Linked DNA regions of Homo sapiens: region 2 is linked to region 1. A link is a loop called in an ENCODE intact Hi-C map of the cell type or tissue named here. Cell type or tissue: spleen. All regions are shown on one strand. Each heading gives the region's core, and the rest is flanking DNA. Links, peaks and the distances in the headings are about the cores only.

The links. Peaks named below come from ENCODE experiments on the same cell type or tissue, not always from the same donor. Only the 100,000 strongest peaks of a DNase experiment are listed, where the experiment ranks them.
Region 2: a loop joins it to region 1, with 2.5 times the contacts of the local background. A loop is called at or near these places in 2 of 110 quality-filtered maps.

What each region holds. Positions count from the first base shown.
Region 1 is chr18:43,817,201-43,833,044 of GRCh38, forward strand. All of the region lies in intron 2 of LOC105372088 (a long non-coding RNA gene), which reads right to left. It also overlaps the pseudogene RNU6-443P. Among named protein-coding and RNA genes, the nearest start is that of SYT4, 550 kb to the left of the region's middle. In spleen, for the core only: no CTCF peak of the experiment used is centred there; no DNase peak of the experiment used is centred there.
Region 2 is chr18:43,879,069-43,894,912 of GRCh38, forward strand. All of the region lies in intron 2 of LOC105372088 (a long non-coding RNA gene), which reads right to left. It overlaps LOC105372087 (a long non-coding RNA gene), which reads left to right and starts at 5,134. Exons shown (of 3, transcript XR_935414.3): 1 at 5,134-5,264; 2 at 8,575-8,631; 3 at 9,543-10,132. RefSeq lists a silencer at 8,496-8,790. In spleen, for the core only: no CTCF peak of the experiment used is centred there; no DNase peak of the experiment used is centred there.

The DNA.
Region 1 (15,844 bases), core at 4,710-12,709:
GTTTGAATGTCCCCACCAAAATTCATGTTGAAGCTTAATCCTATGTGGCAGTATTAAAAGGTGGGGCCTTTAAGAGGTGATTGAGTCATGAGGGCTTTTTCTAAAGACTAATGGGTAAATGGATTAGTGAGTTATCACGGGACGGAAATTGGTAGCTTTATAAGAAGAGAAAAAATGACCTGAGGACAGCATGTTAGCACACTCAGCTCTCTTGCCATGTGATGCCCTGCACCACCTCAGGACTCTTCAGAGTCCCCATCAGCAAGAAGGCTCTCACCAGATGCAACTCCTCAACCTTGGGCTTCTTAGCCTTCATAGTTGTAAGAAATAAAGTTATTATCTTTACAATTTACCCAGTTTCAGGTATTTGGTTATAAGCAACAGAAAATGGACTAAGACAGTGACTTTGGGCAATTACTTAAGCTTTTAAAAACATTTCCCTAATATGTGGAATGGGAACCATATAGTACCTGTCTCAGGGGTTGTTTTGTGTAACTTGTGGGATTATTCATACAAATATATCAGTAAATGTCTTGGCCTATAGTAATCACCAGTAAATTTTGATTTTATTATTTCAAACATTTTATGGATTAAGTATACTTAAATTCAGGATTGCTATTTCTATTATTTCCAAGTGCATGTTGAATAAGAATTCGACTCTTGAGATCTGTTTAGAGCTACCTGCTATGAGAGCCCGTAAGTGCCTCAATGTCATCGTATCTAAAAACCAACTTACTATATTGTTTTCAACTTGCTGTTTTCCTGAATTTCTTATGTCAGTGAATATCCTCGCTGTCTACCTAGTTATGCAAGCAAAATATACCATTGTCTTATGCTATTTGTTACGCAATCTATTATCTCCAAATACTCTAAGTTATGTCTTTATAATATTCTCTATTCACACTCCTCCTTCACTTCCCCTGTCTCTAGTTCAAGTACTCATCTCATTTGCATTACTGCAGGACTCTCATAATTGTTCTTCCTATGTACATATAACCATCAAGGAATCTTATTATAGATGGATGTTTAATCAGGCCAGTATCCTGCTTAAGATCTTCTTCATGGCATACTTTTGGATAAAAATAACATTGAAACTTCATATCATGGTCTACAAAGTTTATGCTCTTTTTCTGCCTAACTTATATTTTCATTCCCTGTCTCTTTTCCAATCAAACCCTTAACATTAGCCATAAAAATAACTAGCATGTATGGAGTCATGTACTTTTCTAAACACTTGACCTGAGCAGTCTTCATTAATCTGTTGTACAATCTTTTGAGGAAGATACCATTATTATTACCAGACAGTATTGCCAGATGAGGAAAGTGAAGCATCGAGAGGTCAGAGGCTTCTTCAAGTTCTCATAGCAAGCGACAGAACCAGAGTTCTAGCTTGCATGGAGCCTGCAATTGTTTTTTCAATAGCAACTCCTCTGAGAAGACTTCCTGAGTTTTCCAGAAAGATAAGGCACCCGCCCACCAAGTGCTCCAGTAGCATATGACCCATGCTTCTCTTACAGCCCTTACCCTCCATTGTTTGTATTTATTTGCCTCTCTGATCAGGTTGTAAGGACAGATGAGATTTATGTCATTCAATTTGATATCCCAGAGTGTAAAATAGTGCATGGAACATAGTACTCTACAAACTTTTCTTGAACATATGAATAAAAATAAAAAGTAAATGTATAAGTGAAAGAAAAACATCATAATGGCCCAGACATACATATGCACAGTAACACACACACATATGCACAGTAACACACGTACCCACACATGTGCACATGGGCACATACCAAACAAAAATTAAAATGTGCAGTGGGAAAAACAGTTCATTGGCAGTCAGGCAATCTAATGTCTAGATTTAGTATTGGAGCTACTGACCTGGATTGATTTTATAAATTTATCTTCTGTTTTGTGGGTTCTATTTTTGTTTTTGAAGCAGCTTATTTATAAAAAAAAAAAAAATCAGGTCCCATGAAGACATTAGGAACTCAGATCTGGCAAATTATGCCAAGATAGAAACACCCCATGTGCCCTCTCAGCTGCATGGAGCAGATGCTCTTCTTGTTGGACACAGACCCTGAATGATGTTGGGTGTGGAAAAAAAAAGTAGGTTTTTTTTTTTTTTTTTTGAATCAGCTTTTTAAAAAAAGGACAACCTTTTTTGTGAGGACATGAGCATAGGTCCATATCTTCACCACAGCAATGAGACAGCAGGGGGCTATCAATTCTGCTGCTGTTAAAGGGTTCAGCTGGAACCTGCCTGCCCTCCTGAACTGTCTTTATTCCAGGCTTGGTCTATCACCAGAGCCCTCCCTCTAGATCTTTGATCGTCACTGCCCATCTGCACTTTGAATCATCATGCCTAAATAAAGCTCTATTCAGGAATTCTAATCCTCTAGACCACTCCACAGTAGACTTTCCAAACAGCATATACACAAGTAGAGCATTTCTAAAGGCCCTTACATATCTAAATGATATGATTTATTTTGCCACCTTGGGATCTGGTGTCCAGGAATGCTTTGAATTCCATTAATAGATGAGTTCCAGAAAGATTCATTATTGCTCCTCATGGGACATATTTTTGCCTTTATTTTAACAAGAAAGGTAGCATTAGAATTACAGTATAATCTTCTCCAAAATAATGTATAGGAATGGGAGTTTAGGAAGCTGAAAAATGAAACACATGTGCTTTTGACCTCAGCTTACTGGTACTGCTAATGTTTGTGCTACTAACTGAATTGCTGCTGACTTTTAATCAAAGAAGAAAAAGATCAAATACATATAAATTGAACTAAACAAGGGAAATTATCAGACATGTTTAGAAGGCATCTGGGAGATGAGAAAACAGATAACAATCTGCAAGTAGCCACATCAAAACAAAAGGAGGATGGGAAGGAAATAGAAGAAGAACAACTTCACGGCTAATAACCACAGACCCAAGTATAATAGCAACTGCCTGCTATATTTCACATGTTCCTAATTTGATTTTTTATGGCACACCTGAAGAATATTTGACAGAAATTTAGGAGATGAAGATAAAAATAGAGTAGCTCACTAGATCATTCCCTGGCTCAGTGGATCTCCTTTTGGTCAATACTGTATTAATTTTTTATTGTCTTCATAAAAAATGATCACCAGTAGTTGAAGAATGAAAGATGGAAGTGGAATTCTCAGCCCCTTTGTTTAGTTTCAAATGTTCTGCCTGTTATCTTCTAGAATTTTTACAATTTCAGGTCTTAGATTTGAGTCCTTGATCCATCTTGAGTTGATTTTTGTATAAGGTGAGAGATAAGGATCCAGTTTCATTCTGCTACACTGTGGCTTGCCAATTATCCCAGCACCATTTGTTGAAAAGGGTGTCTGTTCCCTACATTATGTTCGTGTTTGCTTTGTTGAAGATTAGTTGGCTGTAAGTATTTGGATTTATTTCTAGGTTCTCTCCAAAAGCAAATACAACAAAAACAAAGGTAAATATGTGGGACTTAATTAAACTGAAGAGCTTCTGGACAGCAAAAGGAACAGTCAGCAGAGTAAACAGACAACCCACAGAGTGGGAGAAAACCTTCAAAATCTGTACATCTGACAAAGGACTAATATCCAGAATCTACAAAAAAACTCAAACAAATTAGCAACATAAAAACAATGCCATAAAAAAGCAGGCTAAGGACATGAATAGACAACTCTCAAAAAAGATACACTAATGGCCAACAAACATATGAAAAAATGCTCAACATCACTAATGATCAGGGAAATGCAAATGAAAACCACAATGCAATACCACCTTAGTCCTGCAACAATGCATATTCAAAAAATCAAAAATAATAGATGTTGGTGTGGATGCAATGAAAAAGGAACACTTATACACTGCTGGTGGGAATGTAAACTAGTACAACCATTGTGGAAAACACTGTGGAGATTCCTTAAAAAATTAAAAGTAGAACTACCATTTGATCCAGCAATCTAACTAATGGGTATCTACCCAGAGGAAAAGAAGTCATTATACAAAAAAGATAATTGCGCACGCATGTTTACAGCAGCGCAATTTGCAATTGTAAAAATATAGAACCAGCCCAAGTGCCCATCCGTCAACGAGTGGATAAAGAAATTTTGGTGTGTGTATATAGGTAGTATTCCATCGTGTGTGTCTATATATATATATATATATATATATATATATATGGACAACCAGATATATATATATATATCCCGTTATATATATGGACAACTAGATGTGTGTGTATGTGTGTGTGTGTATATATATATATACACACACACAATGAGATGTATATATAATATATACAGTTACATATATATATATATATATATATATATATATATATATATATACACGCACATACAATGGAATACTACTCAACCATGAAAAGGAACAAATTAATGGCATTCACAGCAACCTGGATGGAACTGGAGACTATTATTCTAAGTGAAGTATCTAAGGAATGGGAAACCAAACACCGTATGTTCTTACTCAAAAGTGGGAGCTAAGTGTTGAAGATGCAAAGGCATAAGAATGATATAATGGACTTTGGGCACTAAGGGGAAAGGGTGGGATGGGGGTGAGAGGCAAAAGACTACAAATTGAGTTCAGTGTATACTGCTCAGATGATGGGTGCACCAAAATCTCACAGATCATCATTAAAGAACCTACCCATGTAACCAAATACCACCTGTTCCCCAAAAACCTACGGAAATAAAAAAATTTTTTAAATGCTCTGCCTGTTATTCTGTATCTCCTTATAGGACTTCATGACTAGTCAGGTGGAATTAGAGAAGGAAGAGCTCATAGAAGCTGCAGTTAGGCTTTGAAGATCTCCAGCCTGATTCTGTAGTGTATTGATTCAAAAGAACAAAACCAAAGATCTCATGAAGCAGGTAAGCCTTTATTGTTCTAAAGAATTAGACATGATTGTCCTTGCTAGAGTGAAGACTCAAGGTCTCATCAAGGGGAAAGCATGTCTAGTGTGTCTTCATAAATGCTATATCCTGGTGTATTAATATCCTAACATTTCTTCTGCTTAGTTTTTAGCTGTTGGGAACCGTTTAGATGGCATTAAGCTTTATCTTCTTTCATTGCATTAGGATTCTGGTTAACTATTTCTGTGTACCAAGCCACCCCAAAAGTTAATAGCTTAAAATAACAATTTATTATATGGTTGGTGCAAAAGTAATTGTTGTTTCTGCCATTACTTTTAACGGTGCAGTTGAAACTGCAATGAATTTTGCACCAACCAATAATAACCTCATGGTTCTGAGGGCTGACTGAGCTTACCTAGACAGTTCTTGCTGAAAGCCTCTCATGTGGTTGCAGTCAGACAATAGCTGGAGCTGGTATCATCAGAAGGATGGAGTGGTCTAGATATCCAAGATAGCTCTCTAACAGGGCTAGGAGTTGATGCTCGCTATCAGCTGGGATCTGAGGCTATCTACAGGAACACCTATACATGGCTACTACATGAATGTTGGGCTCTCAGTGTTGGCATTAGATTCACAGTGTCACTTCTGCCATATTATATTGGACAACATAGTCACTGGCCCTGGATCACCCAGATTCAAAGGGGTAAAGAAATAGACTTGATGGAGGAGCAGCAACATCACACTATAAAAGAGTGTGAAACAGGAAACATTGCTTTGCTCACGTTTTGAAAATGTATTCTTCCACAATTATTGGCATATAATCTTTGGGTTGCTAAACTTTTAGATAACATATGCCAAGAACTAGCCAAGTCCTCCATATTTTACAGCCTCTCTACTTGTCTTTTAGAGCTCTTTCTGATTATATGCTCTGCTCCTTAAATATTCTGGGCTCTCATGTTCCCTTAATTCTCATTTTTCAGCCTTTTCCCCTATCAAAACTCTCCTATTTTGTGCTCCACTTTTTCAGGATCAGTTTCTCTGCTGGGTAATTATGGGTAATGTGAGATGTTTAACTTTCATTTTCTGTATTGGCATCTCTGTGCAGGTGTCTGCTGATAAAATTAGGTTCCCAGGATATGTGGTACAACATGAACACATAATTTTCATTACTGGCTAATATTTTGGCTATGGATGGCTATAAAGAACTTAGTTTTATAGTGTGAAAATGTCAAGAAAATGCCCTTAGTCATTCAGTTTTAATGCCTGGAACAAGGCCAGGCATAAGAAGCCAGGTTATTTTATTTCTCTTGATCTAGGTTGTGGCTTTGCTGGCCTTACATAGCCTTTCAGAGGTGTAGCTGCCCTTCCCAGGCAACTCCTATCCCCGGAGGGGACACACATGTATACAACGAAAGATATTCACTATAGATACATCAGATCTACTTATATTTCCTTAATGTCTCCCAAAAAGTTACCATCATTAGTCTTGGAGAATGAAGTAGGTAACCATTTCAAAGGACAAGACAGTTTGTATAATGGTTAAGGACCAGACTTGGAGGCAGAGGTCCTGAGTTTAAATCCAAGACCTGTAACTTAATATATGAAGGTTAGGCAGCTCACTCTACTTCAGTTTCCTCAACTGTAAAATGAGGGCAGTGATAGCACCTACCTCAAAAAACTGCTGTGAGAATTGTACATACCTGGCATGCAGCAAGTACTATAAGTATTTGCTATTATTCCTATTTTGTCATTGGCTACTTTTGAAGGATCTCCATACTATTAGAGAAGAGTAATAGACTGTGTGATCAATAAGAGATGAAATGATAGACATCCTTTTGGTGTGTTCACTGGTTAATGTGTTGCCCCTTCCAGGGAATATAATGCTGTAAAAACCATCATTGTATCAATATTCTCCTGCTGGGTCCATGGCTCCTTAAGGAGGAGAGCATATGGTAGAATTTCAGGCACCATAGGAGGTCAATGAGGGGAATATTTTTGTTGAAGGAGAAAACTCTTTTAAAGTTGCCAATTACGTCTACCCATTGAGTCAGCTATACTCCTTAAGTATAAAAATAAAATTATTTGTATGTTTCTATTTTTCATTGTAAAGTTTTATGTTTTTTTAATTGTTAAAAATTCCTCAATGTCAAACCATTCCAAAAGGTTATAACTCCCAAAATGTTAAAAATCACTGACTAGAGATAAATTGTAATTCAAAGCCCATGATCCCATAATCAGGGAAAATTTGTAGGCTCCAAAAACTAGTAAGATGATAAGACTAGGTTCAAAAATATGTATTATTCTAAGGCATATTCTGACCTGGATAATTACTAAGAAGCTCAGAAGAAAAACAATTACATATCAACACAATTGCTATCCAAAAACAAACAAAAACCATAACTAATACCAAAAAAGAATAGCAAAATATATTTTTAGCACCTACTCCATTAAAAGACCTAGTCTCTTTTCATAAGAGACCTATAAGATTTTACTAATTCAATTTTATATTGGAAGAAGTGAAGGCTTGAAGAAATCAAGCAACTTGCCCAAGTCCTGCAGGTGGTAGCTTTATATGCCAAGAGTCAAATTCAGATATCTCTAGCTCCGTGCTCAAACTCTGAAACTCCAACCTCTGTTCACACATTCAGTGCTCACAACACAAGTCCTGGCTTTTCATGTTGGCAGGAGAGGAGCTCCATAGTTAATCCTAAAATGCTTTTCTGCCTCATCTTTGTTCGTCACCCTAGACCAATTCTCTATTCCAGCTGGGGCAGTCTTCTCACTGACCTTGTTATCTGTTGTGCCTTACTGTGTCCTCTGGACCTTCAGGTTTCACACCTGTAATACTCTCCTGTTCTCCGCTCTGCTGATTTAAACCTTGATATTCCTCAGAACATTCTTAATGTAATCAGCTTCACACATCTTCCCCTGGGCTCCCAAATTCAGTGCAATTACCTGTCTGCTGGACTTCCTGTGTCATTGCTGGAGTTTCGTATGCCCGACATCATAGTTTCCTTTTGTTTCTGTGCAGTATACAGCTTGCCTCCCTGAATAGGGCAGGGTCTTATGCCTCCTCTTACAACTTTTATCTAACACATGGTAAGCCCTCAATAAATGCTAGGTAATTGACTAATGATCTGTTTTGTGACAAAAAAAAAAAAGCCTTTGGTTGAGTAGTCTGTCGTTTGTTACAGAATTTCACAAGAGAGAATAAGTCCTTGAAAATAAAAGTGATTGAGAAGAGTTAATAGAAAAGTCTTCCTCATTTGAGACCAGGATGCTCAACATGGTGAAACCCTGTCTCTACTAAAAATAAAAAATTAGCTGGATGTGGTGGCACACGCCTATAGTCCTAGCTACTCGGGAGGTTGAGGCAGGAGAATCACTTGAACCTGGGAAGAGGAGATTGCAGTGAGCTGAGATCACACCACTGCACTCCAACCTGGGCAACAGGATGAGACTCCATCTCAAAACAAAAACAAATAAAGATCTTCCTCAGAAGAGAAAATTTCTCCTTCTCCTTTGCAGAAAATGCCACTGTAGTGCAAAAACTTTAAAAATGCAAACATTTTTAAAGAAAACAAAAACTTTATAAATGCAAAGTTCAGCATAAATACATGTGACCTACACATGTTGTTGCTGTTATATAGTGCTCAGATTAGGCAAAGAAATTGAATCAATACTGGGGAGAAAAGAAGTACATTGACAGGTCTTTTCCAGATAGCCTGCAAGATTCCCATGATGAGAATAAAAACTATGGCCAAGGAAATCAATAAAGAAAAAAAGTTACCCAAAGTCAGGTCTAATAATTTGAAGAATTTTACATGCTTCAGCTAGATTCTCAGAGACATCAAACAACTTGTCCAAGTTCTGCAGGTGGTGGCTTTATATGCCAAGAGTCACCCAGATGAGTGTGTTACTCTTCATGCAGTGAGACATGGGCTTGCATTTACTCTGTGACAAAAGTTCATTATCTAGGAAACAAAGAAACTGAACTGAACTGAACAATCGCAAACGTTAGTTTGAGCCATTTTAAATTCTTTGGCTTCAAACAGGGTAATCCTAAAGGACTAAAGTAGGGAAACTTTGTAACTGGTGACCTCTTATTTTTCTAGAATTCACCTTCCCCACCCTGCCCCTCTTCTAACCTTCCCAAGGCAGAAAATATTGTCATGTTCCCCTCTGGTTTATCACTAACAAATCTATATCTTTATATTACAGCTTGCAACCTCTTTCTTGGGTATTATCTTATATGGCCTTCACAAGTTCATGTTATACAGAAACAAAGTCCTTTTGCAGATGTTCAGTTTCAGGGAGGTTAAGAAACTTACCACAGGCTTTGATGTGTTGGGGCAGGTAGTTGTACCTCCGGTACTTTTTTCTTTCCCTGGGCCATGCTCTCTCTCAGGGGCTAACAATGTAGGTGATTCTCCAAACTGATCTGATATTACTGAGCCTATGTCCCACAGCTTTGCTATCTGTTCTTCTTCATTACTTAAAGAAGAACTCTACTCAAGTTCCTCATTTAAACAGGATGCCTAGCTCTACTAAAATCTCGGCATGAAACAATAACGTCTGTCTTAATCGATGACTGAAAGAAATTTCCTCCCATAAATATCAAATAGAATGTCAAAGTCAACCCACTAGGCCTAGGGAGGGTAACAGTGAAAATTTTAAGTTTCAGGGCCTGATTAAGAAGAAAAATAGGTAGGACTGAAAGACATATAGGTTTATATTTTCTTTAAAAACCTCCAAATATTGCTGTCTTCAATGAACACACAGTGGCAGGAGTTGAGGATGGTTAGCAGTGGAAATTCAACAGATGTAAAAGGAAAAAGTTGTATCTTTAAGATTAGATAGACATATAGATACAGTGGTAGATATATATGTACATGTAGATTTCTTTCAAGTTAGGCAAGTTATAAATTGAATGTACAATTTATAATTCAGCAGCATGTAGTCAAGTTCTAAACTGCAGGGATGAAGTGCTGAGTGAGGAGCTGAAAGAAGGAGTAAAGATCACTAATAGAATGCAGGTTTAGGAAGGGGATTTGAGCCCAGCTCTGAAGGATGTCTAGGCTTTATACGTGGGAAAGTGGAGACAACACTAGTGCTGGAGCTGACAGTTAAAGTGCACGCAAAATTTCTGTCGAAAACTACACATATGATCTTCACCTAATTTTCTTCCTCTTACCCGAAGATGGAAGAGTGAATCAAGGTGTAGAAAAAGGAAGAGAATAATATGACCCTGATATCACGAAGACTTTGTCTGAAAGCAATAAGGAAGAAATCTTAGTAGACAGGGAGAGACTGCTGTCACATGTGTTAAACTACAATTTCCCAAGTAATACTGCTTTTCAATTTGTGTTTTATCTCTTCCCTTGAGTCCCACCACAGCGCCAGGCCCTGGGATGCTCTAGTCTTGAAACACTTCAGAGCAACAGTTTTAGTGCACCCCAGGGAGGCAGCTAAATGCTAGCACATCTGTGCATTTTATAGAAACCGAAGCATAGGCAAATTGGTTTTTTTGGGGAGAGGAGGAGGGATGTCCGACTTTCTTTTACCTTCACAAGACTCTTTGAATACAATCCACTTCATAGCCCATATGGCTTGTGTATATGGATGGACATAACAATTCAAACATTTTCAGAAATAGGTAGAAGTATCACTAAGGACTTGGAAGAGTCCAATTTCCTTACTTTTCATCACTGACACTCTTCAGTTTTCATTTCTCTTTGCCAGTATTTGGACATATATATTTTTTCTTATCTCTTTTAACACTAATTAATAGACTATATTTTTCAGAGCAGTTTTACTTTTACAGAAAAATTGAGCAGAAAGTACAAGTCCACATGCCCCAACACCTCCCATCATATTTTTTTCTGTAATTAATATCTTGCATTATTATTGCATACTTGATGAGCAAACATTAAGAAATTATATAAATTAAAGCTTGTAGTTTACACTGGAGTCTGTCTTGTGTTATATAGTTCTTTGGGCTTTGAGAGATGTATAATGCCAGGTATCAACCCATATATTGTCATACAAAAGAGTTTCAGTGCCTGAAAATCCCCCGTGCTCCATCTCTTCATCCCTCAATCCTCTCATGCTTCTTTTTTTTTGAGACAGATCCTCATTCTGTCACCCAGGCTGGACTGCAGGGGCATGATCTCAGCTCACTGCAACCTCCGCCTCCCAGGTTCAAGTGATTCTCCTGCCTCAGCCTCCCAAGTAGCTGGGACTACAGGTGCCCACCATCACGCCCGGCTAATTTTTTTTTTTTATTTTTAGTAGAGACAGGGTTTCCCCATATTGGCCAGGCTGGTCTCGAACTCCTGACCTTGTGATCTGTCCACCTCGGCCTCCCAAAGTGCTGGGATTACAGGCGTGAGCCACCGCGCCGGAGCTTCTTTCTTAAAATGTAAAAATCTGTAGAACTATAAAGTGAGAAAGAGCTTATAATCTGCCATAGCAAGTCTTTATAGAAGAGGCTGAAAGTGAAATATTGTTCAATTTAATAATGGAATAGTGGTGGCATGCTAGTCCTGAATTCTTTCCTCCTGCCCCACCATTACATGGTGTTTCTCAGGATAGGACAAAAAGTAACAGCCAAGTGCTTACAGCTCAAATGAGGATCAAGCACCACCCTTAAATTATTTTTTTTAAATAAATAGGATTATAATGCTCTTAGGATGGGAAGACACATTTGGAGGTGTATTTAACTGGGGGAGGGCATAACTGAAATTCCCTAAGCAGATCTAGAGGCATATGGTGGGGATAAAAAGGGACGGTTCAGGGACTGATGTTTATGGCCAACTTTTGGTTTCAGCCTCTAAAGGGAAAAGGTAAATGAATCTTTGAAGTTTCCTTCTAAAATTCTCAGACTGGCTTAATCAGGAAAAGCAGGGAAACAAGTTCCACGGCCCAAAGTTTTGCTCAAGAACAAAGTGTTCTTGCTAAAACATCTTTCGGTGTCATGATTAAGAACATGACCTCTGTGGTGAGACTGACATGAATTCAAATTGTGACTCCTGGATCTGTGTGATGTCTGTACATCCCAGTTTCTCCAGCCGATGTGTGACCAACAGTACCTATATTTTAACTGGGAATTGTAAAGAAGAAAATGAGAGGGCAGTTGCCAAGAGGCTTACTAGCCACTGACCAACATGATGTAATTCGCAAACTAATTCATAATGCAGGGTCATAATAATGAGCTGCTGAATGATATGCTAGCAAAAAGAAGACGAACCTCCCTAAGGAGTTAGAAAAGAAATCAGAGAAAAGCTGGAGTGTGTTTGTGTGTTTGCATGTGTGTATGAATGAATGATGTTTGAACAATTACAAAAGAAAAGGAGGACCCTAGGGATTGACAGGCAGGATGGTAAATGATAGATGAAGTTTCCAGAAACGGAAGTAGGAGATCAGTGGGTACAAACCAAATTTGAGAGAGTGGGCAGCATGCTGGGAATCCCAGTTAAGGCATCTTTCTTTGACCTTATGAAAGAAAAAATTCTGTTTTAAATTGAAAAACTATACTTTGTTTTATTAACTATTATTATTATTATTATTACTGTTTAATTAATTTCCAGGTTCTTTATCAAGAAGATACTTTTTGTTTTTTCCACTTTACGAAGGTAAATCAGAATAAATACCTGCCTCCAACCAATGAAATGTTAATTCATGTACTTAGCAGATAAATCACTTTAGTGTTGGCCTAAACTCTTCACCCTAGCATCCCCAGACCCCCTCACTGGAGAACACGAATTAATGAGCTACATAAAACCCTGCAACATTGTATTCTCAGTGTGGGCTTATGAGACAAATACCCAAGTAAAAGGTGAAAACAAGAAAATATTTAGCAGGAAGTTTAATTCTGTCTGAGGGATTAAAAATCGCTGTGTTAAGGCTCAACTGTTCTGTAGAGCCACACACCTGGGGACCCTGAGACCTGAGAGCTAAGGTAAGTAAAGCCCTTTGGTTGGTGGTGAAAAGAATGAACAAGCAAGATTCTACTAGTTCTCAAGAGCTGTTATGAAATCCAAAAAAATGGTTCTTGGAATTTCAGGCTGTTGGCCCTCTGTTCTCTACTGAAAGATATCCCGTTGCAGCTAGGCAGTCCACTTTCTTCCTGCATGTTTTGGTACCAAGAAATGGTCTCTAATTTGTGCACACTGTTGGCCATAAATAGCTGATGGTTTGTACACACCATTTCAATTTCATTATAATGCTTTTCAAATTTTCATTCTTTGAAATTTTTAAGTTTTCATTCTTAAGTGAGCCATCAAAGCCTTATAATGCAGAAGAGTGAGGGGAAAAGATTTGGTGTTTTAATTTTAGACAGCAGTTGTCAGTTTGGAGAGAAAACATTTGAGGAGGTAGGTGAGAGAGATAGGGAAAGAGAGCCAGGGAATGTGTTGGGCCACTAAAGCCAGGCCAACCACAAATACATTCACCATGGAGAAGTAAATCTGACCCTCAATTCCATCTATCTACATGACAACTGTTCTCCTTCAAATGGTGGTTCACGTTCATATAATAAAAACATCTAAGAAATGGGGCTGAATGTGTCTTACTTCAATGTTTATGAGAGTGTTCTGGAAGGAATTTTTTCTCCAATATATAAGAATTCAGCATGCCTAGCAGAGAGGATTTGGTAAGGGGCAGAGAGAAGCATTTTTTGTCATTATGTTAATGTACCATCCCAGCTTCACTATTGATGCCAACAGCCCTCAGGATGGGAGGTTTTCTCTCACTCCCAGGTCAATTCCTCTGCGTGTGTTGCACAGAGAGTCCCCTTCAACAGGGAGCCTTGACTCGTGAACATAGACCTATATACGGGGCCATTCCCACGCACATAAGAAACAGTAATCTCAGGACTGTTTCCTATTTTTTATATTTCAAATCCAGGCTGTGGGTTTTTCAGTTGGAGCTATTTGATTTCATTCAGGGACAGCAGTGTAAGGGAAGCTGGAAAACTGTTCCACCAGGCTTCAAGCATATGCCTGGATTTGTTTACCATAAACAAAGTCTTCTCAGTGACTGTTACTGTCACCATAGCAACAAGATTGAGGTTACATCTATCAACAAAGCACCACATAAGGCGAAGGCGAGCAGTTAATAAAGAAGAGCAATGATAATTACACAGCCGCCGGCCGCCAGCTCAAACACGGAGGCCTTTTTTTTTCCCCCAAATTCTAGTTCCATTTTCAATGTAGACATGGAAAGTATAACTCAAAAGGCATTGGATGCCCATTCCTGGAGTTGTCTGGGAGATGAAAAAATAAACAGCTGGAACTTCTTCACAGATCTTAGCTCCATGGCATAACTCTATTAGTAGGTTTACTTACCTCAGTAGGGTAAAACTGCCTCATTAATGATTAAGAAAAAGAAATCAGAAATGTCTGTGGAAAAATCAATTTCTGATTTAAAATACAAATATTAAAACAAAAACCCAGAGATCAAGAATGGGCTTACAGAGGAAAGTGAAATTAAATGGACATAATTTCCTGTGCTCTTCATTGAGATGAGTAGGTTTAGGTGAACAGGCCTCCACCTATGCACATTTTGGGCAAGATTTCATTGGCTATTTGGGGTCTTTTGTGGTTCCGTGCAAATTTTAGGATTAAAATTTTTATTTTACTCTACATTCAAAGGGTACATGTGCAGGATTCTTCCATGGATATATTGCCTGATGCTGAGGTTTGGGCTTCTAATGATCCTAACATCCAAGCAGTGAACATAGTATCTGATAGGTGGTTTTCCTATCTTTCCCCCTTCTCTCCCTCTCCACTGTTAGAATCCTTAGTGTTTATTGCTCCCATCTTTGTGTCTGTGTGTACCCAATGTCTAGCTCCCATTTATAGTAAAAACATGCAGTTTTTGGTTTGCTGTTTCTGTGTTAATTCACTTAAGATAATGGCCTGCAGCTGTATTCATGTTCCTGCAAAGGATATGATTGTGTTCTTTTTTATAGCTGCATAGAATTCCATGGTGTATATTTACCACATTTTTAAAAATCCAATCCACTGTTGATGGAAACCTGGGTAGATTTTATGTCTTTGCTATTGTGAATAGTATTACTATAAAAAAAGTGTGCAATGCTTTATGAATTTGCATATCATCCTTGCACAGGAGCCATGCTAATCTTTTCTATGTTGTTCCAATTTCAGTAGATGTGGTGCCCAAGCAAGCAAAATTTTAGAATTTTTTCCCTATATCTATGAAAAATGACATTAGAATTTTAATAAGGATTGCACTGAATCTCTGGATCCCTTTGGGTAGTATGGACATTTAAATATTAATTCAATCCATGAAAACAAGATGTCTTTCCATTTATTAATATTTGTGTAATCTTTAATTTATTTCCTCAGTGTTTATTGTTTCTGGTATAAGGCTCTTTCACTTCCTTGGTCACGTTTACTCCCAGTAGCTTATTGGTTTATTTATGTTTGATGCAATTGTAAATTGAATAGATCCCTTAATTTTTTTCACATAGTTCAATTTTGTGGCTAAATCATCCTTTCAGCTTAATATAATCCACTGTTGCTAACAAAGTAATTGTTTATACTCCAAAATATCTAGGGTATCTTCAGAGACCCTCTGCAAGCTGCTATGACTCATCTATACTCAAATGTCTGGGAAATCTTGGTCAACCTTATTCCCCAACCCTAATGATCATATTGTAAAAATACATAGGCCAATAACCTATATAAAACATAAAGGCCAGGGACCTAACTGGACAAAAGATGGTTTTTAGAGTTGCCTTGAGAACCTCTTACCTCACCTATCTTCCAGTGGTGCCTCTTCCCAGCTGCAGTCTTATCTGAACACTCTTGTTTACCAAAGATTAAGCCTTGAATATGCCTTTTAGATACACAATAGCCATACTTCCCAGCTTCCCAGAACACTTCTCCAGACAAGGCGTAGAACATGCCATGAACAGGTAAACATGACAGTCATGAAAGAGATTGAA
Region 2 (15,844 bases), core at 2,555-10,554, 60 kb after region 1:
ATTTGATTATGTCTAGTATACAATCCAACTCTTCTCATTAATTTACAGTGTGATGAATTCACTTTTACTATTTGTACAGCTTTGTATTATATAACAATAAAGGTTTTACTAACAAAATAAATCAAACTAATAGCATCACACTGACAGAATTTATTTCAGAGAACAAGCATTTTTAAGGATTTTTAAAGTCAAGAAATTATATGTCTCGATGATATTAATAACCCATGAATCATTCTATTCACTAATAAATTCCTGAAAAATACATTTACTTGGAAACATTTGTTATCCAATTAATTTGATTTATTACATTTAGTTCATATTTTGATTAATTAGACATACCACTATTTCAGATGGCCCCACACTCCAATTTGCTCCCATTTTCAAGGGCCGATAGTACAAAAATCTCTGTTTGCTGTGTCTCCTCAGGAGACAGTCAGGCGGGGCACAATACCCAGAGCCTTGTATGAGATCAGGACATCTGCTTTCCATTTCTGGCTCTACCATCTAATAGCCACATGACTCTGGACAAATTAATGGTTTTGTTCCTTTCTTCCTCTGCAAATAGGGAGGTGTCATAGCTGAACCACTTCACTCAGAGGATTAGCAACATGATCAAAGGAGATTCCATATGTTAAAGCATTCTGACAAACTAAGCTCTGAACACATTTAAGTTTCATGGTGAGGGCATGTTTTAATTAGTTTCGTTATTATTTAGGTGTGGTTAGGCCAATAGATCAGGAGATGACTGCTGCTGAAAAGATAGTTTATTATAGTTATAGATCTCAAGAGAGGGAGAATATACATCATGCCTTGGGGGACCAGGGAATGAGCAAGAGCAGTCATGAGGCAGAGGGAGAGTGGGGAGTTGTGGGCAAGAGCCTTTATTGTGTTTTCCATGGAAAGTAATGGGGGAAGCTGTTTTAGAAATAGCTGGTTTGAGTAACGTCAGCATCTCAGATGTGTACGGAATATCCCTAGTTTTCCTGTACCTAGACCTAGGGTGACTAGGGTAGATGTATAGTGGCCTGGTTTGTGAGAGTCTGATTGGTCGGAAGAGTAACTCGGAACTGGTTGGTTTGTGTTTGAAAAGTGCAGTCTCAGAAGGCGGACTCCACCTGAAGAGGGGGGGATGATGAGGAAGGCCAAAGGCCAAGGTGAGGTGACTCAGGCAGATTATCAGGTTGTCCAGAACAAAGTGTTTCTGGCATATGCAGGCAGGGAAGATGCTGAAACACCAAGTTTACAGAAGCTAGAAACATGGTTAATACAGGGCATCATTGTTTTATTCTTTCTAGAGCAATCTCTCACAGCATATAATTGGTTCAGCTATTTGGGAATGTGAAAATTATGTCACCCCAACCCATATCTTCAGAGGGTTTTTGCAACTCTCTAATAATGTTCTTAAAGGTTATTTACTCACTAAACATCTGATAACTGTCACAGAGGAATTATCTGAACACAAGTTCTAAAATGGAGTGAGATATTCTGTTTTAGATGTACAAGAAAAATAATAATCAAAGCTGGAGAGAAAAACCTTCATAATCGTACATTTTCCCCAAAGAAGCCCTTCTGTGAAGGTGGCACGAAGAGCGCACCACTGACAAAGAAAGTTGGGATAGTGAGTTCAAAGCATAATCTTGGGGAAAACCTGGGGCCTAGATTCTAGCTCAAGTTTTGCCACAATAGGTGAGAGTAATCTAAAACATAATGATTGTGGTACACGTCTCTTAAAAACCTTTCTATAGCTGTCTTTATCCTCAGGATACAGTCTAAGCATCTTGAACTAATGTACAAATTATTTTGTAGTCTGCCCAACTGCTATAGCAGTTTACCAGTTCAGCCTATGGATTGCCTTACATTTCAGATTTCAGCTGTGAAGAATTCTAATAGGACTTTGCAGTTCCCTGAAAATGCCATATTCTTTCATGGCACTTGCTTACTGAGACTGCAATGAACTTCCCTTCTGTTATTCTGTTCACTCTTCCAACTCAACCTAGAGCCCTACTGATTCTTCAGGCCTGAGTTTGGTGCCTTCTTTGGTAGGCATCCTTGATCTTCCACTTTAAAGTTGGGTTTGATGTATTCTATAATGGGCTACATGTATGCCACCTTAGAACTGGGGTTTAATTGCTTGATTACTAGTATATTTCTGTAAATCATCTGCATGGTCCATGAGAACAAGGTCAGCTTTTAATCACTGTGTCATCTCAAATATTAAAACCTTGAATTTGGCACTGCGGAAGTTACTAAATGGAGTCCCCAAACTCCAGAAAAACTTGCCAGATCCTGGGGCTGGGTTAAATGCCTCTGCTCTGTGTTCCCATATTTCTCAGTTATTTCTCTTTTATTAAACACATTTTAGTACTATTGTTTATGCAGGTGTCTTTTCCATTAGACTTCAAATTTCTTAAGGACAGAAACTGTGAATCATTCATCTTTGTGTTTCTAATTTCAAATACAGTGCAACAATTTAGCTACTCAGAAATTGTACCTATTATGGTTGTTATTATCCTGTTTATAATAAATGTTTTTGAAAGATGGATGAATAAATAAATGCAAAACAGGACATGATAATGGGGGACAGTTACCGAAATATATGCTATGCCTTCCTCACAGATTTGTTTTCCAAGTACCAAGATAAAATGAAATTATTCAGAAAAATCACCAAAACAAGCAAGATAAATAAGGTGTTATTTTGAAAAACACTAGGAAAAGTAGAAATAAGATAGTAAAATTTAACATTCTGTGGACTTCACTATTTAGTTCACTCCTGTTCATGAAGTTATGGAAGGTTAATCACTATTGTTTTTGGAAAGACAGTTAGTTCACTGATTATCTATTTCTTTCAATGACCAGAAATTCAAGGTATTGCTGTCAAGGTAATGGTGTCTAGAGCTATCACGGAAACTAGATGCCTGATGTCTGGAAGGAATGATGCATATCACTGTGTGATTAAAGCCTGGTTTTTGCAATGAAATAAAAAACACTTATGTTGAAAGTACTACATCACCCCAGTGTTCAACTTTCTCCAATGGCCCCATGGAAAATAATTGATGAGATTCCAGGAGGAATGTTTTCTACTCCTTCTCTGAAGGGGTAACCATGACCAACTGACCTGAAGTCTAAGATTCCTTTTTAAGGAGGGAAAAAGCCATGTGCCATATATTAAATAGACAGCTCAAAGTACAAAAATGTGGAAAAGTAACTCACAGGCTAAGAATTATAGTGAGGAAAATATGGCTACTTTCAAAATGACTCTCAAAGCAAATTTTGATAAAAGAGAGAGAGAGACCTTAACTCTTGCCCAAGGCTCTTCCAGAACTTAGAGATTCACTTTTTGGTACTTGAACTTCCTTGCAGGACAAGAGTATACCCAATAGGACCACCTTGCCATCAGCCTTCCTCTTCTCACTGCTAACTCCTCCCACCTCCCTGTCCTCTGCGGGGCCCACTGGCAGCACTTCACTCTCTTCCAGTCACAGCTGAGGCCAGGGCTGTGGTATGTGCAAACTGTTATGTGTTTTTTTCAGGCAGGGTGAGTGGTGAGGTGACAGCAGGACAGCATGTGGAAGAATGAAGAAAAACCAAGTTACCAAATCCAAGTATAACAACATTCATATTCTACTTTTTAACACAGCTCTTTTGGCCACCTCAAATTTCAAGGCAGAAAAAAAGAGAAAGCACGTTACTGTTTTTCCTTTCCTCATTACCTCAGGGCATTAACCTACTTTGAACTCAGTCTATCGGTTGCGCTGATTCCACACCCAAGAGGCATTATTATCACCGAGTTCAAAAGTGTTCAACATATGGACATCATCAAACCCAAACTGACTTTATGTTCCTCATTTCTAGTAAACGATTAGAGAAATCTAATCAAGACACATGCCTATGTCAGGGGCTAGGCAATGCACCGTTAAATGTGTCATTGAGTTGTGTGCAGAGCTTGCAAGATGCCACAAACTCATTTTAATTTTACACAGACAAATTGAAAGACCCAATGTCTTCATTAGGGTGCAGCTTGCATTGAAACACAACAACAACAACAACAGGAAGTCAGCATGGAAAACAGAAGCTGCATGTTCAAATCACATCCATATTGGCATTTCACAACTGTAGCCTGATTGCATTGTTAATTAATTCTTGAAATGCACAGTAAGCCAAAGGGACAATTTGAGAAGAGTACTTGTCATTTAATTAGTAAATTAAGGTTTTTTTTTATATAAAATCTCAAATGCTTCTCTATTTAATTAGTATGTACTGTAGACCAAAATCTCACACCAGCTGGATATTTTCAGGATAAATGGCTTTGCTTATTTCTTTCATGTATCAAGTCAGTAACTTTTCAGAAAGAGGTTGAGCTTGGATGGTGGGAAGGAGAGGAATAAGACTACCAGAACAGGGTGCTTGTTGTATATAATCATATATTTCATGGAGGAAAAGGGAGAAAATTCCTATTTCAAGGTGTTACTCTGACATCTACACTGTGGAACATTACAGCTTGCAGAGTTTTAGGGCTCATCTTGCCCAATATCTTTTTTCTTGGAATAAAATGTTGAGGCTGAGAGACGTAAAGCAACACATCGGAAGTCACACACCTAGTTAAGTAGGGTGATGTAAACTACTATCTACGTCTTCTATCTAGATTTTTTAGATGTCTGTATTCTAATGAAAAGGTGTGCAAAGCATAATTATAAGCGTGCATTGAAGGCATGTGAAGTGCATGTGAGAAAGACTTTGTGATCTGTACTCTGATTTTAAAATTTTGGAATACGGAGATTTCACTGGAGTGTGTTTGTCTTTAATGTATTACCAATTAATAATTAATATCTCTAAATGAAGAATGAGCTTGTTTTATTTCACATTCTGGGAGCAGTTTTGTCATGTTTGAGCAAGTTTCCATGAATGTTTCTTAATATAATACCAGGATATGTCAGCTCTGTCTTATATTTGCAATGACTCTTATTTTCTTCTTAATTAAACACAGAAGCTGCTGATCTGAGGACAAAAATAGAATCTGATGAAGTCTGAATTTTTTCCCAGAAAATATTCTGTCTTTGCCTCCAGATGTCAAAAGTTACACATGAGTACAGCTCACACAGGGAAAGGGGAAAACAGCAACCTCTTGAGCTGGAGCCTTAGGCTAGAAAAGATCACTGATTACCCACCTGTTCCCCCTGGATACTAGGGCTTCAATCCAGAAGGTGCTGTGATGAAGTGGCTTCAGCAAAATATTACCTGAGACATCCTGATCCATTATGAGAACGGTAAGAAGCAATAAAGAAATTGAATATAAAGGAATCAATAAACAAATAACAATGAGTACAAACTACTCAAAAAGCTAAGTGAAATATATTTTCTTCTAAGACACTATAATGAACAATTAATTTGTAAGTAATTCATATATGCATAAAACATTCAGTAAAATAATTTTTAAAAGTATATGTGTTAAATGGCTAATGAGAGGTATATAATACTATAAGGGCTCAAAAATGGAGAACATTGACAGGTTACGTAAATAGAAGACCTCATGGAGACAAGCAAAACAAGCCTCACAAACTGGTTCACTCTGACCACCAGTAGAAATGTAGGTCTTGTTTCTCCTGCTCATGCTGCCTGGTATCTGAATATTGACCTATTGATTTCTTATCACCTGTACAAGCTTATCATCTGTGTCCTCACTACTTGCTGTGGCCTCCAATTTCTTCTTTTGGATTCACTTGAAGATGACTATGTAGCTGGCTAGAGTCATCTGTGTCCTAGGTTGTATCTTTCCTAACTGCATGTCCTGGTCTTGATCCTATGGCTCTACCTGGTTTCTAAGTCATCTCCAGTCTGAAGATGCCAAGCCAATAATACCCACGTAGACACTAGTACTGACTATGATTGGGTTGCAAAGAATGTTGCTTTTGTTCCTACAGAAGCTATAGCTAGGCTCACAATGAATTGTCTAATATATTTTCTTTTTTAACTTCAGTATCAGTTGCCTCAATTTTTCAGGCAAGATAATTAAGTTAAATAATATCTAAGAATCTGTTTCATCTCTAAGTTGCTATGGTCATGGTGAGATCATTGATCATTCATATGTAAATAGATTTTTCCTAATTATTGTGTAGTATTTGAAAACAGATTGCGCTCATGATTATTTTAAACATGCCCCCTGTGAGCTTCTTTATCCAACTAATTAGTCTTATTTTTTAATAAAACAATTTTAACCAAAGTAAACTTTTTATTAAAATGTCAGAGATTCCAAAGCGATTCAATCCAAATCAATGAGGTTACTAAATGGAAAGTTTTGCAAAACTGAATTCTGCTTTCAAAGTTTCTTGCCTTTTATTGTTAACTTAGGGAATCTAGGGTCACTTTATTCTCTGTTGTTGTTTTAAGCAAAATATAGACTAAATTTTGAATCAAAGACAAGGCTTGATTTTTTATAACTATGACTAGTTCATCACAGATAAGCTCTTTATAATCTTCAAGCTTCATTGTTTTTATCTATAAAATGAGAGTAATGATACTTGCTTTACGTATCTTTCAGGATTATTGGGAATGTGAAATGCAGCAATGTAAATAGGGCTATGTGTGGACAGGAAGGTCCTGCTTAAATGTCACGCTCTCAGCTCTTTTTGGATTGTTCTTCTATGGGCCATGATATGCTGTTTTTCCTTTTTTGTTTGTTTGTTTGTTTGTTTGTTTTTTAAAGGATTCTCTCTACTCTCTGTCGCCCAGGCTGGAGTGCAATGGTGCTATCTCGGCTCACCACAACCTTCGCCTCCCGGGTTCAAGAGATTTTTCTGCCTCAGCTTCCTGAAAACCTAGGACTACAGGCGTGTGCCACCACACTCAGCTAATTTTTATTTTTTCTCCGTGTTAGCCAGGCTGGTCTCAAACTCCTGACCTCGTGATCCGCCTGCCTCGGCCTCCCGAAGTGCTAGGATTACAGGTGTGAGCCACCACGCTCGGCCTGTTTTTCCTTCTTATACAACACCTACCACATTATATTATGATTAATAATGCATGCTTTTCTTTTTTAGTTTTTGAGTTTCTGCCAGGTTGCGGGGGAGATGAAGTGTTTATTCCTGTAGTCATATAACAGCTGATGCAGTACTTGGCACATGCTAGGTACTCAATAAATGCTTGTTGAAGATGTTCCATAACAAGTGGGATTTAAGTTGGATATTGAAATTCAAGTGGAGAAAAACCAATGATAGTAGGCATTCATATTAGTCAGGAGAGGCTAATATATGTTTCAGGAACAAGAAACCCCAATATTTTGGTTTGTTTACCATCAATTAAAAATAAAAATAAAGCTTTTTCTCCCTTTTGACAAAGTTCGATGCAGGTCTAGCTGACTCTCCAGGGCAGCTGTTCTATACATGTTGGCTCAGTTTGAATGTCTGGTTAGAGCTCATGCCACCCACTTACAGACATGTGCTTCCATTGTTGGTGGCAGGGAGAAGTGTGCTGGAGAGTTGCTCAACTGCAATTCTGTAAAAGTGCCAGTAATTACTTTGACTCAGATTTAGTCTCTTATATTTTTTACCTAAAGCAAGTCAAATGGCTGAGTCTAATTGAAAGGTGGTGAGGACATACAATGTCTCATTTGCCTAAAAGGAGCAGAGAATCATGTATTGGTAAACAGCACAATGCTGGTCACAGTGTGGGTGTATATTTCTACTGTCTAACAACAAATCCGTTGGCTTTACTTTATAATTATATCTCCTCATATGTAAATCAGACCACACCATTTCTCTACTAATGTTCTCAAACATTTTCCAAATGCACTAAAATATTTAATATTATCTCAACTTGACGGTTAACAAAGTTCAGTCTTCTCTGTCTCCAGCCCCCTTTTTTTAACTTCGATTCTTGCCTTGTAAACTTCACTTGCTTTCTTCAAGTTCCTTGAACATTCCAAGCTTATTTCTACACAAAGCTTTTGCACTTTCAGTTCTACAAGAAACATTCTAATCTCAATCTACACACAGTTGATCCTTCATATGTCTCAGGTTCCCATTCATGAAACACCTGATTAGCCAAACCATTCATAAAAGTGAAAAGTATCACCCACACACACCAGCCTCATTCCATCCCATCAGTTGAACTCATTCCCTTCACAGCATTTTTGCTAATATTTAATAGTATCCTATGCATTTACATGTTTGCTTATCTTTCTCATTCTTTCTCCTCTTTCTCCTCAGCATTTTAAGATATGAGCTCCACAAAGAAGCAGCTATACCTGTTTTGTTCTGCTTTTGTCCTAGCACCTAGAACAGTACCTGGCATCTAATAATATTTAACCAGTATTTTCTTTTAAATGGAACAATTGTTTGCAATAACAAGAAGATATACTAGATAATTTCAAAACTACAAAATATCAGGGTGCTTCACGGGGGTACAAACTCTTTCTGTCAAGGGCCAGATAGTAAATAATTTTCAGCTTTGGGGGCCAGATGGTTTCTGCTGCAACCACTCAACTCTGCACCAATTCTGTCATTGTAACACAAAAGCACCCATAAACAATATGTCAACATAAGGATGTAAATGTGTTAAAACAAATTTTATTTACAATAACAGGCAGCAGCAGGATTTGGCCTGGGGATGGAACAAAGGGACCCCCTGCTGTAGAGCAAGGTGAGTGAGTCACTTACGCCCTTGACAACACATTCTTAGAAGTCATGCTAGTTGGAGGCAAGTTCTGTTTCTTCCACCAACGTCTTCAAGCCTCAGAATCCTTTTCTATCAAATGGGGCTAATAATAGAATACACCATACCTCAGAATTAAGTGAGGCTGTGCAAAAGGTGCTTAATTCTGTGCCTGAAATATAGCAACAGACAATAAATCCATCTAACAATAAATTCTTATGAAGAAGTTATTACAATAAATTCAGTGACAAGCAATGATGGCAATGGAAATAAAAATGGAGAAGCAGATGTAATTGAGAGATTTGAGAAGTAAAATTAGCAGTTCCTGGTGACTAAAGCATGTGTTAATGATAGTGATACCCTTGAACCATTAGTTGTTCAGCTTTGAATACCCTACCCAATTTCTCTGCTTATTCTTTTTCTGTGTTTCTTCCCCCTTTCTTCTCTACTTTTCATTCTTTAAGAACAAGCTCCAATTCACACTTTTGAGCTGCCTTTCAAGTTCCTCAGAAAAATTTATCATTTCATTAAACATTATTTAAAGCTTGGGCTCTTTTTGTTTCTACTCTTTAGTATAGTTAGTTGCTTACACTTTTGTCTTTCTCAGTTCATTGTAACATCTCTGAGAGCAGGCATTGTTTTGTTGCTTATCTGTGTCTTTCGTTTGTCTTTTTTTGTCACTATATTCTACATCACACTTGGCATGTGACTTATGCATATTTCATACATTATTATGGAATGATCAAATGAAGCAGAGATTGAATGATTTTTTCAAACACAGAAGTTCAACTTCCACTTGCTAGAGTCCCCCATCAATAAAATATGCACAGAACAACACTGGGTCATACACAATGGTTCCATAATTTGACCTGTGTTTTATCCCCAACATCTGCTTGCAGGGATGCAGCATCCTCGTGGCTGTTCACATACCATTGCACTGGGATATGTCTCTCTTCACTCTCCATTTCCCACCCCACAAAAACCCCATCGCCTGCCTTATGTGAGAATTGGAACCATAAAAATAAAACAAAGATGTCTTCTTATGTATGATAATTAATGGGAACAAAATGTCTTGGATGAAATATTACTGGCAAAACAAAGCATAACCAGATGTTGTGCAATGCAAGACCCAACATAAAGTAATGAAGAACTCCACTGAGTCAGACGTGTCTACTTGAAAAATGTTTACTTTGACAATCAAATGAAAAAGTAAAAAATATATAGATGCAAAGACTGCTTTTCAGGAAAACAGTGGGTTCTTTCCCCAGAGCTCTAAAAAGTTTAGATATTGTAGCCAAAACGTCGTAAAATATGATTTTGTTTTCTGCTTTTTTTCCCCAGGGAGAAGGGAATTTTAAAGAAGAGATTGCATCAATAAAGATTCTTTTAGCATTATTTTTATCATTATAAAAATTACACATACTTGTTTTAGATTATTTGAAAACTTCAGAGCTGTAAAGATGAAAATAAAAATTGCTTATTATCTTAATCGGCAAAATTAACCATCCTTAACATTTTTATATGTCTTTTAGTTATTTTGTATGCCTATGTTTATAATGAAACAGTTTTGAATTTTTTAACGTATTAAAATCATGGGATTTTTGTCTTTAATTCACGCTTCCTTTTAGCCATCCACCTCCAAAGCTGAACCATGAGTTTTACTGTACTAGGGAAAAACAAGTTTGAGTCTGCTATGAAAAAAGTAATTAGCAGTTTCAATGCTGGTTTCTGGGGTTCATAAACAAATTGTCTTAAAAACCTGACATTTGGTTTGGACTTGCCATGGATTCTAGAAAGTATAGTTCATAGGAAAGAAAGAGATTTTTCAAATTTCTCTGGGTACTAATTTTTTGTGATCTAGTCCTGGTAAAGTAGATCAAATGCTTCCCATATATTCCAGGAGAACTCAGGATATGAATTGGAGTCACGGTCAGATCATCTCTTCTGGGTCTACTGTCTATGAGAAGAAGGGAGAAGGAGATAGAACTAGAAAGCCAAAAACAAACATTCTAGTCATTCTCCACCCCTGCCTCAGGGCCAACAATAAGGTATTGGGAAAAGAGGGATTTGAAACATCTAAAGAGGTATGAAGGAACCACAGAATATTAGCGTAAGTAGCACACTTATCATGAGTTACATGGGAAAGCTAAACAAGAGCAAAGATTTTTGTCTCAAAGCACATCTAACATAGCATGGAATATGAAGTGGTGGCAGTGGGCATTTAGGTAATGAAGCTGAATCAGATCCCATCATCTTTGACTTTGCCTTATACAATATTTATGGAATCGAGAAGTTTGATCCGTTCTTTTGAAAAGGTATAGAGGAGCTGGAGAGAGAGGGGGATAGATGAGCATCCATCCAAAGTAAGAACAAGGTGATTGCCATGGCTGGTGAACTTATAACTGAAGCAATGGCTGGGACCACAGGCATTAATGACATGACCAGCAGGTTCCCCTGAAAAGCAAAAAACAGCAGTTGGACCTCATGGGGTTCCTTCTAGGAGACCAGTTATTCCACAGGACGGACCAGTGAAGGTCAGAAGGTCATGTCTACAAAGACATGAAACCTCTCATCCTCCTACTTCTCCTTATTTACCCAGAACTATCTTGGATAAGAGCACATATGGGAGTGAAAGAGCTTTCATGTCCAACAGACAACTGAGATACTGACTTCCTCCAAGTTTGAAGTAATTTATCTTTATTAATTTCCAGTGCAGTAATAGGCCTTAGGTAAGATACAGGGCTAATATGCAGAATCTACAAAGAACTTAAACAAATTTACAGGAAAAAAAAATCAAACAACCCCATCAAAAAGTGGGCGAAGGATATGAACAGACACTTCTCAAAAGAAGACATTTATGCAGCCAACAGACACATGAACAAATGCCCATCATCACTGGCCATCAGAGAAATGCAAATCAAAACCACAATGAGATACCATCTCACACCAATTAGAATGGCGATCATTAAAAAGTCAGGAAACAACAGGTATTGGACAGGATGTGGAGAAGCAGGAACACTTTTACACTGTTGGTGGGACTGTAAACTAGTTCAACCATTGTGGAAGACAGTGCAGCAATTCCTCAAGGATCTAGAACTAGAAATACCATTTGACCCAGCCATCCCATTACTGGGTATATACCCAAAGGATTATAAATCATGCTGCTGTAAAGACACATGCACACGTATGTTTATTGTGGCACTATTCACAATAGCAAAGACTTGGAACCAACCCAAATGTCCATCAATGATAGACTGGATTAAGAAAACGTGGCACATATACACCATGGAATACTATGCAGCCACAAAAATGATGGGTTCATGTCTTTTGTAGGGACATGAATGAAGCTGGAAACCGTCATTCTGAGCAAACTATCACAAGGACAGAAAACCAAACACCACGTGTTCTCACTCATAGGTGGGAATTAAACAATGAGAACACTTGGACACAGGATGGGGAACATCACACACCAGGGCCTGTCGTGGGGTGGGGGGAGTGGGGAGGGATAGCATTAGGAGATATACCTAATGTAAATGACGAGTTAATGGGTACAGCACACCAACATGGCAGATGTATACATATGTTACAAACCTGCACATTGTGCACATGTACCCTAGAACTTAAAGTATAATAATAAAAAAAAAAAACATTAAGTAAGGAGGGAATGGAAAGAGGCTGATTAACGGGTTCAAAGTTATAATTATTTAGGAGGAATAGGTGCTGATGTCCTTATTGCACAGTAGGGTGATTATAGTTAACAATAATGTATTAAATGTTTCAAAACAGCTAGAAGAAAGGATTTTGAGTGTTTTCACTAAAAAAAGGTAAATGTTGAGGTGATGGATATGCTAATTATACTGATTTGATCATTACATGCATATATTGAAACATCACATTGTACCCATAAATATGTAGAATTTTTATGTGTCAGTTAAAATTTTTAATTAAATCTTTTTCAGAGAAAAAAGTAATAGAAAAAAAACCACCTGTGTTTTCATATGGCAGTGTGAATAAATTAATTATGCTATATGCATATGAAATGTATATATGCATATAGCAGAATTATGTAACTGTGCAATTTATGAAATCAAAGACATTGGATACTGATTTTTTCTGTATCACTATATCATCAGCATATTCTGTCTTGTAGTTACATATGGGCATCAAAATAGCATTTTAATAGCTTTATTATACTCAATAACATAATTATATTTTGATTTGCTAATTAACTGTCCTATACCCTAGGTTATATTTATGTTTTGTCATAATAACGTTGTTACAAACATCCTAGTGTATAAATATTTTTCTAGTTTTTGATCTTTTTATTAGGAATAGCGTCCTATGAAGAAGGTAAGGATGACTCCTTGATAAGAGTATAAACAACTTAAATGGCTACTGAAATATGTCACCAAATTGTTTCCTAGAAAATGTTAAGGATGAGCATGGTGGCCCACGCCTGTAATCCCAACATTTTGGGAGGCCTAGGTGAGAGAACTGCTTGAGTCCACAAGTTCAAGGCTAGACAGTGATTGACATTTTACACCCCAATGATAAAATATTACCAATATAATCTCCCAAATTAAAAATTATAAATGTCTTATTTTTCTACAGCTGGCACATAATAAGCTCTCTTGAATATTGGTTAAATCATTTTAAGAAGCAAGCAATCTCATCACTACTTTAGTTTGCATGACTTTATTATCAGCAAATTTACATATTTTTATTCTTTATTGGCAATTATCTTTTTTCTTTTTCTTATGAACTCTGAAATTGTATTATTCTCTCTCATGTATTCAGCTGAGTCTCTTCCTTCTCAAGCTCATTTCCATTTATGAATCAGGTAAAACTTCTTGTCATCTCTTTTCTACAAGTTCAAAATCCTCTTGGACTGATTATGAATTTTCACATTATATTATTTTTCCTACATTATATTTTGGTTTCACTAGACAATTGGGCAATGTGCTGACTTTGGATTCAGAAAATCTTCGCTGAATCTTGGTTCTGGTGCTTTCCGGCTGTGTGACTGGGCAAAACACACATTGTCTTCATGGCTTGGTTGACCCACCTATAACATAGATAGTGGCAATGGTCCAAATTTGTGTGTTATACATTCAGAAAATATCTATTGAGTGTATACTGCAGGTGAGGCTGTATTCCCAGTAACAGAGATAAATGGTCATTCACCTAACACAGAGCATGTATATAAAAAGCTTTGCATGTTGTAGGTACACAGATGATGCTTAGTAATTGCCAGATGTACAGGACAAAATAGAGTTATTCATAGAATCTTTTAGAAACCATATGTTTTACACATCACACACACTTATACACCATCGTAGCACTTCTGACCACATTAACAAGATGTGTCATCTTCTTGTTTTTATAGTGACACAGATATGCTCTGCCGAAGCTCCAAACACTCTCTTACTGTAAGACTCCCCAATGTGTGAGTCATTTGGCTTCTGAGTCCACTTTCAGGGAAGGAGAATAATTAACGGATCCAGAGAAAGATCCAACCTCTGACCTTGACTTTATTAACTTTGTGTGCTGACTAATCATGCTGATTAAGAACAGAAATTCAACCCATTCAGCTGATGTGTCCCTGGAATGTCTCTTTCCAGGCACCCTGATATCTATTTCCTAGAATCTCCCAGCCCCTGAGGAGAATAATTTGGAAATCCCAGTCAAGCTTAATGCATTTCTATTTAGGGATCTAATGCCTGGAAAAAAAATGATATCTTTATCATTTATTTAATACATAAGTGGTTCTTTTTCTTGTCTGGTCCGTCAAAGCTTGGCAAAGTAAAGGTCATCCATTAATCACTTTGCCCTTCAGTGAAGTGCAGCCATCCAGTCTGTGAGGGTTGCAGTTTGATCAGCCAGGCATGCGGCCTGACTCAGTAAAAACTTGGAACTGAAGTCCTGTTAAGGGCATTGTAATTGATCTTTGTTGCAGCTACAGATGTTGGCACAGAAGCAAAAAGAGACCACTTTTTCCTTAGATGCAGGGATCTAATTAAAGTAGGAATAGCCTTGAAGGGGGACATATAGGTTGATGATGGAAGTGACAAATCCCAGGATGAGACCCCTTTGGGGCTTCTCATTTAGTGCTGACATACCTGAGGTTCTAACAAATGGATCCTGTCTTACCTCAGTCTTAGTATATCTAAAAAAGAACTTCCTCAAACCTAAATTTTCTTGCTTCTACTTCCCATCAACTACAGTATTCTCCAGGCTACATACTGTGAAGGCTGGGTGGTCTCTGATGTACATTTCTCTTTGATATTCAGTAGTCAGCACATACCCAATCACAACACCGCTGCTTTCTTTGCACCCTCCTGTTGGTGTCTCCAGCACAAGTACTTACTCAATTTTTGTTAAGATTACTTCTAACAGCCTTGCTAACTGGTCCTTCAGGCCACAATCATTCCACATATGCTTCCTTTTATAAATAAATATCCTCAAATATCCTTGCCCTTCTACCATACTTTCACTTGAGAAATAAGACAGTATTTCTAACATTTATAGCATTATTGTTATTTGGCTCCCAAGGGCAAACGAAGTGTGGCACCAACTCTCCTATGTCTTATCTCCAACTATTCCTCAATATTTTCCTTTTCCTACAATCAGCTGTGTCCCCCCTCTCCCAGCCCCTCGCCAATTAGTATTTGAATATGCTCTTCCCACCGGCAGTTCAAATTCCTGTTTCCACATTAATTCAAAAGACACATATTTAATTGACTCTTTCAGGCCATGTTAGGCATGTGAGATATATCATTTATCCCTCACCTTGTTGTGGGAGGGTCACAGGTGTTATATTTTGAGCGCTAATGATGTGATAAATGCATGTACACAGCCCAAATCCCAACCCACAAGGCTTCAGGGCTCATTTCCCCAGCTGCTGGGATTAGTGACAGCTGAGAGTTCTCAAGGCCTTGTCTTTCTCCAGGACAGCCCTGGTTGAGGAGAACAAGCTCATCCAAGGTCATGGGGGGAAGCCTACATCCAATGACTAGTTGACATGGGTATAAAATTTAGCCTCCTTTTCTCTCTTCATGACAACTCCGAGTGGCTACCTCAGCTTAAGAACATTATCCCAACTGCTCCTTTATTGTGACTTACAATTCATCTGTTTCCTCTGCCCAATCTAGCTTACTTCTTTCCCCATAGGTGTTGATTTTGGTGGCACTCCCTAATATAA